Linked DNA regions of Homo sapiens: region 1 is linked to region 2. Evidence: chromatin contacts called from ENCODE Hi-C data. All regions are on one chromosome and are shown on one strand. The core of a region is the stretch at or near the end of the contact, and the rest is flanking DNA. Distances in the headings are between cores, read along the strand shown.

The links. A loop is a pair of places that touch in the nucleus more often than their neighbours do. Pooled maps may share reads with other maps.
Region 1: a loop to region 2 is called in a map with no recorded cell type, with 21 times the contacts of the local background. The contact joins two enhancer-like sites. A Hi-C loop is called at or near these places in 3 of 37 single-sample maps with no recorded cell type and 2 of 50 pooled maps.

Annotation. Positions count from the first base shown.
Region 1 is chr14:50,788,770-50,795,773 of GRCh38, forward strand. NIN (ninein) reads right to left here. Exons shown (of 31, transcript NM_020921.4): 5 at 3,943-4,112. Among named protein-coding and RNA genes, the nearest start is that of NIN, 39 kb to the right of the region's middle. RefSeq lists enhancers at 781-830, 871-920, 1,251-1,360, 1,801-1,940, 3,307-3,356 and a silencer at 2,505-2,564. Within about 2 kb of position 3,507, at least 11 of the 41 ENCODE cell types and tissues checked have a DNase peak (open chromatin) inside an H3K27ac peak, as active enhancers do.
Region 2 is chr14:50,063,291-50,070,091 of GRCh38, forward strand. All of the region lies in intron 2 of LINC01599 (long intergenic non-protein coding RNA 1599), which reads right to left. It also overlaps the pseudogene RN7SKP193. Among named protein-coding and RNA genes, the nearest start is that of LINC01599, 38 kb to the right of the region's middle. RefSeq lists enhancers at 1,255-1,304, 1,675-2,034. Within about 2 kb of position 1,826, at least 8 of the 41 ENCODE cell types and tissues checked have a DNase peak (open chromatin) inside an H3K27ac peak, as active enhancers do.

The DNA.
Region 1 (7,004 bases), core at 2,257-4,756, 730 kb after region 2:
ACTGTTCCATTCCACTGCCCACTCCTCCACAATCCTCAGAAAAATAAAATTATTATTTGATGCAACCTAGAGCTAAAATTAGTCTTCTGTTGAGTAGCAACAGTCAGATTTCCCTCCCTTTAACTTCGGATGATGGGTTTAGGCCCTTTTATTGTCTTCATCACAAAAAGAAAAAGTCATTTGAGGAAAAATCAGGCATGTCTGAGAGCAGGGGAAACTGAAGTCCAAAAAGGTGAGCTGAGAATCCCTCCTTTCCCTAAGCTGGGATCCAGAAGTCAAAGGAAAACTGCAATCAAAACAAAGAAGACCTGGCTCCAGATCCCCATCTTATTACTCCTTATGAAATAGTCACATCAGGGGAGACTCGGCCCCAGTCCCTCTTTCCACATTGCCTGGTAGCCCCGAGATTAAGTATGAGCCCAAGGAATAAATTCCCAACATCCCCAAAGAGAGGAGACAGAAGGGCTTCCAGCAACCAAAAGGGAGAAAAAAGCGGCCAGCAGTACAATAAAGAACTGTCAGAGGCCGGGAGCGGTGGCTCACGCCTGTAATCCCAGCACTTTGGGAGGCCGAGGCAGGTGGATCATGAGGTCAGGAATTCAAGACCAGCCTGGCCAAGATGGTGAAACCCCGTCTCTACTAGAAATACAAAAATTAGCCAGGCATGGTGGCATGTGCCTGTAACCCAGCCAGTAGGGAGGCTGAGGTGGAGAATTGCTTGAACCTGGGAGGCGGAGCTTCCAACGAGCCGAGGTTGCGCCACTGCACTCCAGCCTGGGCGACAGAGCGAGACTCCATCTCAAGAAAACAAAACAAAACAAAACAAACAAACAAAAAACAAGATCTGTCAGATTCAGAATTCATTATAAGAGGAAGAAATCAATCCCACACGTCATTGAGAATTTTTTTTCCTTCCCACACTCTGCAGCTGGGGGCCACTCTAGAACAGGCAAGATCACTGGGTCTCCTAAGAGACCTGCACAGCTTCTGTAGAAGGGACAGAGGTTTCCAGAGCAAGCTTGTGCTGCCCATTGCATGAACTTCTATAGGCCAACAGAATGGCCCTCAACTGCTAAGCCTAATATGGAAACTGACCAGAAACAGGAATGCTGTCTTGCCATAACAGTAAGTAACAAGACTGATGCATTGACAAGGCTGTACCACAAGATTCCTGCATACACAGGTGTGAAGGCAGTGAGTGTGACCCATAACCACAGCTGCTGTGCAAAGCTGGGCTTTGCCTTTTTTAACCGCCAACAGGAACATCGAAAATGTCTTGTGTGAAGCTATTACTTTTTTTTTGGAGACAAGGTCTTGCTCTGTCACCCAGGCTGGAGTGCAGTGGCACGATCTCGGCTCACTGCAACCTCTGTCTCTTGGGTTCAAGCAATCCTTCCACCTCAGCCTCCCCAGTAGCTGGGACCAAAGGGCATGCACCACCATGCTCAGTTAATTTTTTTGAGTTTCGTAGAAACAAGGTCTCATTATGTTGCCCGGGCTGGTCTTGAACTCCTGGGCTCAAGTGATCCTCCTGCCTTGGCCTCCCAAAGTGCTGGGAGGCATGAGCCACCATGCCCAGCACTGAAACTTAATTTTTTAAAGAGATGAAGTGATTTGAAAACTGACAGGCACAATTCAGCTTACAAAACACTTTCTTTTTAGGCAAGAAAGCAGTTGGATGAGCTTTGGTGTGAGTCCACTTTTGGTAATTAAAAAAGGTGTGGTACAAAGGTGTTATCTTGTATTCCTACAGGCATTGCTCTGGTGTGGGATATAACAGAATAGCGAAGTTGAGTCAGTTGGAGTCCTCGCTGAGAACAGAAATCCAGAGAAATGACCCTCTCCGGGCCTCTATTTGCAGTTCTGCTGATGGAGGGTGGTGAATGCTACAGCTTCTGTGTATAGCATCAAGAGGTCATATCTAAGAGGTTTCTGGAGGAGTTAAGGGAAGTTGTAAGTACATCAAGGGTGAAATGATACTCCCAAAATACCATTTTACTGAGACATAAGCCACAAGATTTTGCCCAGGCTCAGGCCTCAACTCTTATCTTTATTTATACATGAAATCAAAGTCTCACTTTAAAAATAGTAAATCTCCCTGGGCACCAGTAGATAACATATAACAAGGATATAAGAAACATGTTGCCAGCAACAAAGTCAGCTCTGCCCAACAGCTTTCTGCGTATTCCTAGATGAGGACTAGAAACTCATGTCAAAAAAAAAGTAAGCATTTACTTTCTTAGTACCAAATAATACCCTGGGGACTGAAATAGTTGGGGAAATGAGTTATTAAACTTAAAAGTGTTTTCCAAATAACAAAAACTTACCTGCTCAAGTACTGAGACATTTAACCATTTTTTTCATAAAGAAGTACATTCCACACCACTCAGGGTTATAGAACAGACTTTATGATACCCTTCCTGACAATAAGAAAACTATTACGAACACTGTACTAACTGAAGTATGTAAATTACTTGCATCCCTGAGATTGTATATGTAAAATTTTTGTGCATATGAGTATATGTGTTTTACTGGGGAAAGACCCCTATCTCAATTCGCAAAGAGACCCAAGAAAGGAGAAGGACTCCTGAAACTGTTCTCAGCTTTTTCTGCTTTTGGCTTTTTCTATTTTCAGCTGTCACTTCTCATCCACACTACTCTTATACCACTTTTGTGGGTTTTTTTTTTCTCTCTTCTCTCTTTTAGTTGCTTTTCTCCCTCTCTTCTCAATAACATTTCTGCCACTGCTGCTTCACTTGTGGTGAAGGACAAGTGTCATTTGTTTTTTTAAAAAAAAATGATGCAGACCCCGATCAGCAGACTGGTCATGTGTCCTTATAAATTTCCGTATTTATTGCCAACACTTGGGCTCAACACTTGGGCTCTTTTTTGTTATTTTTGGATTTTGGGGTATTCTGGAAAGTTGAGGAGGACACTGGATGTCTGATTGCTGGGGCCATTATTGGGAGCAAGCTTCCTGTAGATTTCAGTAAGCTGAACATGGATGTTAGACCACAATGAACACACAGGTGCACGCGCACACACACACACACACACACACACACACACAGAGTCCACTGGCAATCTACAGACCACTTTCAGAAAGTTGAGGCGCTTTGTTTCTTTTCCAATTTATATTAGTATCTGAAATATCTGTAGCCCCAGTCTGAGCTGGGATTTGCAAGAAATATTTACAGCTTGCTCAGCATGGCATTTTCAATCATGTTCTATAAATGGGATGCTGGTAAATGAGCCATAAAGAAAGAATAAAGAAAATGTTACTGAACCTCCTTTATTGGTAGATTATGGCAATATGCAAAATGAAAAGATGGGGGATGAGGGAGGCTGGCGACTCTCCACATGCTGGAGAACGAGACAGGCCTGGGTGCAAGGAATCCAGCAGAAAGAACCATGGCAACTGCTGGGCACTGGAAAGCACCCCAGGCTCAGTATCTTGAGGCAAAAACCAAGTGTTCGAGCTGCTTTATCACACTACAAAAGATAAGATGCAGGCTTTCAAAATGCCTGAACGCGTTGCTTTCATTTCCTGCTACAGATGCTGTTTTATAGTTTGGGGCAAGGGAGGGGGAGGAGCTGGTTCGCCTTTTAAATAACTAAAAATGATCATGCTATAGAGGAGAGAGATATTCAAGAACTAGAAGTGGGAGACCTCAGATGATGTGGAAATACCTGAACTCTAAATGTGTACATGACGCATGCACAGAAATGTCAGCTCTCCAAAAGCTGAAACGAGGTAAAAACATTCAAAAGATAGAAACATTATATATGTCCAAAAGGCAAGTAATAAGATTAGCAAGGAGTTGGTAACTGAGAAAAGCCCACATCGTGCCATCAACCCCCTCAGCTCCCCTGTCTCTGTGCTGCACTGACGTGGGGCTCCACACTCATGATCCAGATGAACGTGCATGCCCGATTCCTTACCTCACTGCAGTCACCGGCTGGGATGTGTGAAGGCCGCGCTTCTTCATCCAGTGGCTCAATCACCGTCACTTCAGGAAACTCCTCCACGGACTCTTGGAACTCGGGCAAGGACCTTCGTCCGTAACGCTTCCCACCTCTAACATATTTGGGCTGAGCTTCTAGTGAGCAGTCTGAGAGAGGAGACAAGAGTTGAGGCCACATGACATGAGAATCTCAGTTCTTAGCTGCCACTCACAGCCATCGGACACAGCCTCTTATACCAACCTCAAAATAAACCACCACTGTTTGCCAATTGTGGTGGCTGTGGGTGTATATGAGCCATCAGGTCAGATGCAGAGCACGCCTTCTAATTCTGAACGATTTATGGGACCGTGAGTATATATCTGCACATGACGGGAGCAATCCAACAATGGCAGCAAGGGATCTGACTTAATTGCAGAGGATTAAGGTCAGGAAAAGGTGAGGGGTCACATTTGTTCTGTTTATTAAGCTGGGTTTTCCAGCAGGATGGGGAGACATCATATTAACAAAGAGACACCTTGGAGGAAGTCTTAGAAAATGGTAATACAACAGACACCAAATCAGCACTGTATACTCAGTATCCACATCAATTAGTCTGAAACACCCTCCCCTACCTCAGTGATTCCTCTGTTAACCATTCCACTCTCTGATCTATCAGACAAGCAGATGACAAAACAAAGAAACGGACACAACACATTCTAAGCAATTAATGACAGCTAGTTACGTATATGAAACCCGGCATCAAGATCTCATTGTAAAATTAAAAACAGTAAAATAAAATAGCAAATGTGAAACCACAGTAAAAAAAATTGTATTATTTTATCTCTTTGTAAGCATCGGTGTTGTACAAAATAAAAAGGAATGTGCATGAGGTGAGAGTCATCTCTTGATCTTAAAGAAGGACTTCAGCATTTTGACATCACTTGTCTCAGGTTCAACACTGACCACCTTCCCCGTTACCATCACCACCACTGCTGCCATCACCACTGCCATCACCACCACCACCACCACCTCCACCGCCACAACTACAGGCTAAGCTTTTTCTACAATTGGAGCTTTAAAGCAATAAAATAAATACTTCACTCTATTCAAATGTTATCTCAGCTATAGATTTTTTAGCACCTTGTACAGCATCAGAATAAAATGTTTCATTAAAGTACAAAAGATGACAATGCTTTGATTTCTGTTGTCTTGCTGTCCACATATTCATACTCTCTCGAGAACAGATATGTATTCTGTTTGAACATGAGTCTTAGCAAGGTATGTCTGAACTCAGACATGTAGACTTTTAAATGAGATTATGTACACGTATTATAAAAACGACAATAGTTGATTAGATAAGAACTAAAAGAACGACCGTTCCTTTATCACCATTGAAACCATGCTGGGGTTTAGCCATTACTTTACAGTTTCCCAGGGAGGACTGGCGACCCTCTTTGACTAAACACCTCCCCGCCATGTCCTTCCCTCTGGGACAAGCTCGGATTTCACTATCTTCACAAATGTGGCCAGACACATTCTGAACATGCTCAGCAAAGCTCAGAGTGAAGTATTTATGGTAGCTATATAATTTCTAGTGATATTTATATCCAGCTTTAAAAAAGTCCCAGTGAAGTCATTTTATTAGGTCGAGTGATTCTCTTACAGGAAGTGTTTAAGCATACAAAATTTATACTGAAAATTGCATGCATATTTGAAGGTACCTTTTATCAGAAGACAGTGTGTCAGCTTGTGACCATTCAGGAGCGGCCCAGACACCCGAGCTACTTGTTGGCAGCTGACACCCACAGATGCTAGTCAGATAAGAGGCAATGCAGAACCATCCTTAATTTATTACATATTCTTAAATTTTGGTGGCAGACAACAAGATACACCATTAGTGACTATAGGGGTTTGGAAAAGATTAAAAGGAACACTTAGAACCTTGGATAATGAACCACAGTATTTTCCCAGTATAAGAACAAAGTTGTGTCCTGGGGATGGAAGTGGCGAAGGAGCTCTTATTGCATGCTGCACTTATTCAGAGGTTAAAAAAAAAAAAAAAAAAAGCAGTGGGAGAAAACAACTATCTTTTAAAAATCCATTGTGATCTAATCCCAAACCTACCGGTGGATGAAATGGTTCCCTGGTTGTTTACTACTCACTACCCCACGTAGTGCATAGGGTAGATGCAGTGGTGGATTCAAAACAGCTCTTTTTCTAAGCAATAAAAGGTAACAGATTGTGAGCCAGCAGGGACCCTGTGGAGTTTTGGTTTATTTACTCATTTATTTTTGCATTGCCAGGCATTAAATTGTTTATTTCATTATCTTATTATAATAACCAATTTAAGCAAACTTTAAGTTAATATCCTTCATAGAACGTACGAACATGATAAAGTCAATTTCTAGAGACATCTATTAAACTATGTAACCTTTTTGGAATAAAGACATTAGCACACACAAAGAAAAATGGGTTAAAGTTTTCTCATCACTTTATTTTCCAAACCATGCAAGTGACCAATAACGAAGTGGACTAATCACACCATTTAAAAATAGTCACCTCTAAGAATGACACACTCAGACATCCCTCTCCCATTTAGAGCATCCGCCTCATTGCACTTAACATGATACGATGGGAACAGAGACAGCAAAGCTAACGATGTTCAGAGAGAACATTCACGGTCAACAGCCCTTGCTAGGTTAAGCGCTGAAAACACTATGATTCTCCTCATCAATCTCAATCAGAGATTTAGAACTGAACAGCAGATGTCCACCGAACCATGGGGATTATAAGACACTCTTACCCACTCAAGTTAAAGAATGCCTTGACCCTTTCTGACCATGCCTAATGGAAGAGATCCAAAACTGCAACCCTGGGGCTACGTTTATTTACTTTCTGAGCACATCCAGATGGAACCTTTATTTTTCAGGGTGTCATTCTGGAATAATCTTATCTATGTCAGATAACATGGAGGCTTTTGGTTTATTAAGAAACGAAATTATTGACATCACAGAGCTTCCACAGGTGAGAGTATCTGCTCCAATCACCAGCTCCAAGAA
Region 2 (6,801 bases), core at 576-3,075:
TGCTGAAAAATATTATTAAAAAGATACCATTTACAATAGCAGCAAGAATTACAAAATATATCTAGGTAATAGCCAAGAATACCCAAAACTTCTAAAAACATGTCTTAAATTCTAATAAGGAAACATAAAATGATCTGAATAAATAGAGTACATTCCACATTTTGGGTAGGATGACCTCATGTAAGATGACTTACTTTGGATGACATTTATAAAGACCTAGTTATATGAACAATGAACCTATAAATTTAATGCAATGCTAATCAAAATTCCAACTGGATTTCTTTTTGAGAAACTCAATGGAGAAATAATTAACTTTTACAAAGAAGAGTAGAGGGGAGACTTGCCCAATTACCTACACTACAAAATCAGAATAACAGTAGCAGTGCCAGCTCCGTGGCAGTCCAGTAGACTAGCAGAAAAGCATGGGTAGCTGGGCAACACACTCCGGTCCTTTAGGAACTACACAGAGAGAAAGTTAACCCAGCAAACACAGGTCCTCAGTGGGCTCAGCCACCAGTGGAGGTTTTGCTGGGATATTTTGCTACACTACTATCATTGCAACAAGTATACCTAAGGGATAACAAAACATGTGCCTCAAGGTCCCCGTGTGACTTAAAATGCACTACATCAAACTGGCTCTGTGGAAAGAACAGGACTTAACCGTTCAGCAGGCCTAACTCTCTGGAGCTGCCCCTGAAGTCCGCAGCAGCTACACGTCCTTCATGAGGCCAGATGTGCAAAGCCGGGCCCAGAAAGCTGAGGTAGGTCCCTGCACAAGGCCACAGGGCTTCCATCTCTCTCCACAGAAAACACATCGCAGAGCTCATGAGAAGCTAAGTGCCAGCTACCAGGAGTGCTGGAGGGTGAGCTGGAGGAGGTGGCCTTAGGTGGAGATGAAGGGACAGGAGTCCACAAAGCAGGCCCACTCTGAGTGTCCAGCAATGCTAGGTAAAATTCACAGGTGGAAATCCTAGGCCCCAGGGTGACGGTGTTTGGAGGTGGGGCTTTGGGAGGTGATTCGGTCTTGGGGACAGAGCCCTGAAGAGCCCTTTAATGGAGGGGATTAAAGCCCTTATGAAAGAAACCCCTTCTGCCACAAGAGGACTCTGGGAGAAGGCGCTCTCTATGAACCAGAAATCCAGCCCTCACCAGACACCAAATCTGCCAGCGCCTTGATCTCAGACCTCCCAGCCTCCAGAACTGTGGGAAATAAATGTCTATCCAGTCTGTGGATTCCTGTCCTAGCAACCCAAATGGACTAAGACAAGCATCTTTTACTTCAACTAATTCAAGCAGATGTTCAGCTCTCCTGAATTACTAAAAGCATACACATTTTTAAAAATAGAGCATACAAATCAAATCTCAAGCATTTTGTGTCCACTCTCTTTAGCTCCTTGTCGCTCGTCTCATGTTTCTGTAAAACCACATTCTTTCCTCTCATTTTCGGTGGGGTCTGTCTGGGTTGTGCTGTAGCAACAAAAAATTTCCAAATCACAGAGGCTTTACACATTGATCATTGATATTTGAGCACTGATCATTGCTGAAGCTGAGTAATGGGTACAACAGGTTTGATATTATATATATGCATATATATATTGTATTGTATATATACATATATATTTGAAATTTTCAATAATAAAAGGTTTTGTAAATCTCCATGGCTTAAACCCACAAAGGCTCGTTTCTTGCTCATCTTCCATGTCCCTCATGGATCAGCAAGGTCTCTACTCCACTTCATCCTCATCCAGAGACACAGGCTAGCCAGCCTCCACCCTCTAGATTATTACTCACTACCGTAGCACCAAAAAGGAACCACGGGGAGAGCATGTGATGGTTCTTCAGGCTTTTGCCTGAAAGCGAAACCCATGACTTCTGTTCACATTTCATCAGCAAAGCAAGCCACATAGCCACACCTAATTTTAGTGGCTCAAAGACAAATGGATCTACTATCTACTCAGTAGAAAGGGAACTGGAAATATCTGGTAAACAGCACTAATGATGACCACAGCCACGAAGAGATGTAAATCTAGAAATTCATTCAGAAAGAAGCCCTGATATGCCATAGAGTTGTTCCCAATGGGTTTCACCCCCAACCAAAACCAAACACTCAGTTTTCTCCATTTTAATAAAACATTCAAACTTATACTAAGACTGGGAGTTCCACAATGTCAGGGACAGTTTATATAACTTCTTTACTTTTCCAGTACCTAACAAACACAGCCCATTGAGAACTGTCCCTGACATTGTGAAACTCCAACCTTGATATAAGTTTGATTGTTTTATTAAATGATAAGAAATGTCTTCTTATTGTCTTCCCTCTGTACTGTTTGTGTCCCATTTTCCTCTTCCTATAAGGATGACCGTCCTCTTGGATTAGGGCCCGCCCTACTGACATCTTAATTTGATTACCTCTGTAAAGACCCCATTTCCCCACACAGTCACACTCTGAAGTGCCAGGGGTTAGAACTCAGCACTCTGTCTTTAGCAGGTGCTAGATTAAGATCTGCTCAACTGAAGAGACACAGGAGGCAAGTAGAATGGATTTCCAGGCGTCCTCTAGAGAAGCCATTTCTCATCTTTGTTCTTACTCTTACCAAACTCTGTCTTATGACATTCCCAGGAGGAGACAGGAGGGGGCTGGTGCTTTTCTAGGAGGCCACTGGGTCATTGAGGCTGTCCCAGGTGGCCAGTCTTTCTCGGCTGCAAACTCACCAAATGTCAGGGGGTGCAGAAGGGAGCCTTGGGATCATCCTACTCAAAAGCATGCATCTTACAGGTGAGGAAACTGAAGCCCAGAGAAGGCAAGGACTTCTACCTGCTTTAAGTCTACCGCCTCCTAAGTCCTTTTGCATTAGCAATCTCTGAAAGGCTTGTGACTTTGAAACCTGGGTATCCTGGACCATTGTCCAGTCCTGTCTGTGTCTGCCATATTATATCCAGCCATGCTGTACACTGCTGTATGTTTAGTAAGGCTGAACTGAGAGAGAGAGAGAGAGAGAGAGAGAGAGAGAGAGAGAGAGAGAGAGAACATTTAAATAGTGTAGGCAATTCTGCCCATTTCACTCAATAAGGGGATATAAATCTGCTGTTCCCAATAGATGTTGGTTCCTGCCTCATTCTCATACGTGAGCACTAGCAAGCCTTTGTATAATACTAGCATGGCCCCTAGACACAGGCCAGTCCTGTCCTGGGGCTTTACTGAAGAGACAACACTCTGCTTCTGCACCGGAGAGAGAGCCCGTCCTATGCTTAGTGAGAAATGGTGTCAGGGTCTCCAACACGGCAATTTCTGAAGGGATTTGCAGGCGTCATTTGAACTGTACTCTCCGTCTTTACACCCAAAGCCTGGTGTGATATGCTCTGCTGTGACCATTGCCAGTGCCGGGGTTGGGCTGCCGAGAAAGGACACGTTGAGAACAGTGCCATGTATTAAATGAGCCTTCGGCGGGCTCTTGCTGGAGCATCTTATGAGCAATGGCACATGTAGAGAATAATAACTTGAACAAACCTATGCATCGCTTGACCATAAAAATCATTAAAATATCAAGGGGTTTAACGACGTAATGACCTAGCACAGATGGAAAATACGTTTAAGATCTCAGTCACTAAAAATGCATTTGGCATGCCACATTTGCCTCCTCTGAAAATGGGGGAAAATACATTTAGGGTAAGATGGCCACAGCTCCCCAAGAGGAAGGGTGGAAAAGAGAGAGACAATCCTCATTGGGTGCCCAATGAGGCAAAAGCTCTGAGGTGCTCAGATTGCCCTTCTGTGAGGGCTGGTGATGCTATCACCATTGGAAGCTGCAGCCAATTCACCACTCCAGAGGCTTCTGAACTATGCGAGATGCAGGAAGCATTTTCTGAAAGAGAGTCCCTCTTAGGGGAAGATACCAGAGTCTGCTTACCAGAAACATCAAGAGGGGAGGCAGCTGCAGAAATGAATGTGGACAGAAACACTGAACGCAGCAATTTATAAAAGAGGCTACTTTGGTCTCCTGGATACGTGTTTCTTTTTTCTTACCAGATCTTAGTTACTGTATTAGTTTGCTATGGGGCCCATAGCAAAGCACCACAGACTGGGTGGCTTAAACAATAGAAATATATGTTTTAGTTTCAGAAGCTAGAAATCTGAGATCCAGGTGTTGACGGGGTTCGTTTCTTCTGAGGGCTGTGAGGGAAGGACCTGTCCCTGGTTCTGCCAGGTTTGTAGATGACCGTCTTATTCCAGTGTCCTTTTATCATCTTCCTCCCTACTGTTTGTGTTCCAGTGTCCTCTTCCTATAAGGACAACAGTCCTATTGGATTAGGGCCCACGCTGATGACCTCATTTTAATTTGGTTACCTCTGCAAAGACCCCATTTCCCCACACGGTCACACTCTGAGGTACCGGGGGTTAGAACCTCAACATATGAATTGGGGAAGGGGAGGCAGGACAGGGTTCAGCCCACAACGTTACTCAATGATTATAATACATCCAAAGGGAGGCTTTGAAGGGGTGTGTTTTGTCACATGGAGAAAACAAAAAGCTCACAGTGTATGGAATGGTTCCTGTTTTACTAAGGTGTTTGGTCAATGAAAGTCTAACTCACCAGGGACAAACTGCATAGACAGTGAAGGGCGAAAGCTGGGGCTGTTGGCCGTGAACCAGTTCTGTGATCTTAAGCAAATAAAACCCTTCCATGACTCAGTATTCTCATTTGTAAAGGAAAGGAATGAAGTTGGTGAGCTGGATGTGGTGCCTGGCACTCCCACCCACTGTGAGCCTTCCTGTATGACAGAGACAAGAACACTAAAACCTATGTTTCCAGATTCCTTTGCAGCTAGAATTCTGCTTAGGCATTAGGTGCTCCCAACAAGATGCACTGGGATGAGATCTGAAGGACCACAGTGAGGTAGAGGCCACCTTCTTATTGCTGCCTCTGCGGGCAAAGCCTGGTCAACTGTGTGGAAAGAAGCTGTGGAAGATAGGGTTAGCACTCGATGTCTCTTAACCAGCCTGAGGGGCTTGCCGAGCATTTGCCGAGATGGGGCAGCAGCAGTGACTGCCCAGGAGTCCTTCCCAAAGACATGCTAGCAAAAACACAAAAACACACACAAGCGTGATCATTGCACTGTTGTAATAAGCAAAGGACTGGCAGCAACCCAAGAGAGGGAACTGGTTGAATAAATTATGGCCTATCCACACACATAATGGAAGGCTGTGCAGCTCTCCAAAGGAGCAAAAATAATATTTTCATAACATGCCATGGAGTAATTGTTAAGATTTGTGAAAATGGATGCAGGGTGATCTGGCTGTGACATCTGTCACTCCATTGATCGCCAGGGTTGATTCGGCTGATCTGGCTGGCTAGGCAGGTATCCCCTTCCTCCCTCACTGCTCTATGTGCCTCCCTCCTGAAGCGGTGCTCTCAATCGAAGAGGACGGCCATCCCTGATAGAGGAGGACTGGTCCTTCTTTGGTCAAAGGTATACGAGTACCTGTGCTCCCCTGCCAGAACCTCCAAACAAGCTCTCAAGATTGGTGAAAAAGCCGGGCATGGTGGCTCACACCTGTAATCCCAACACTTTGGGGAACTGAAGCAGGTGGATCACCTGAGGTTAGGAGTTCGAGACCAGCCTGACCAACATGGCGAAACCCCCTCTCTACTAAAAATACAAAAATTAGCCAGGCGTGGTGGTGGGCACCTGTAATCCCAGCTACTCAGGAGGCTGAGGCAGGAGAATCGCTTGAACCCAGGAGGTGGAGGTTGCAGTGAGCCAAGTTGCCCCATTGCACTCCAGCCTGGGCAATAAGAGCAAAACTCCATCTCAAAAAAAAAATAAAAAATAAAAAAGATTGGTAAAAGAAACAAACTGGAGAAAAAGGTATAAAGTACACTTCCACTTACAAATGAGGGATACGTATGTGTATTTTAAAGGAATCTCGGAATAATAAACAAACCAAAAAAAGGTAGTCCTAAAGATCTCTTTTAATAGGAAAAATAGTGAGACTAAGATGTCAGGCCCCAAACTCTGGCTGTAAAACTAGAAGCAAAGGATGAGTGGACCCGTCTCTCTTCTGCTCAGTTCAGAATGAAGGAGGAGAAAACACATAGAGGGCAGGTGAGAAAGGGAAATTAGCATTTGCTGAGCTCTCCCTTTTAAACCACCTGGGCAAGGTACTCTAAGTACATTTCTTTCTCTAATCCTTTACAGCTTTGCTTTGTGATAGGCATTTTTATTATCCCCATTTTATAGATAAGGAAAGGAGAACAAAGAGGAGTGAAGCCACAGAGATCAGAATCATAAAGCAGGGAGAGTTGCACCCAGGCCGTTGGACCAAGCTCTAGCATCCCTCTCTTGCTGGGCCCCCAGATTGAACCTGTAGGCAGTGGCCATAGGAAGGTGCTGTCTCCTTGGAATCCTGGTTTCTGTCTTCTTTCCCCACTCCAAGGCTGGGCCCCAATCCTGGATTTGAGAGATGGGCCCCAAGCCTAGCCAGGGCATCTCCCAGCCCTCCAGCTTCTCTGGGATTGGCTGAGAGGAGGAAGGGAGGGCCACTAAGCCACTGTTTTTTTGTTTGTTTGTTTTTTGTGTTTTTTTTATTCGATCGGCTATTGAAATCATTCGATGGCCAGGCACGGTGGCTCATGCCCATCATCTCAACACTTTGAGAGACCAAGACGGGAGGACCACTTGAGCCCAGGAGTTTAAGACAAGCCTGGGCAGCATAGTGAGACCTCATCTCTAAAAAAATAGGATAAAATAAAATTAGCTGGACGTGGTAGTGCAAGCCTGTAGTTCTAGCTACTTGGAGAC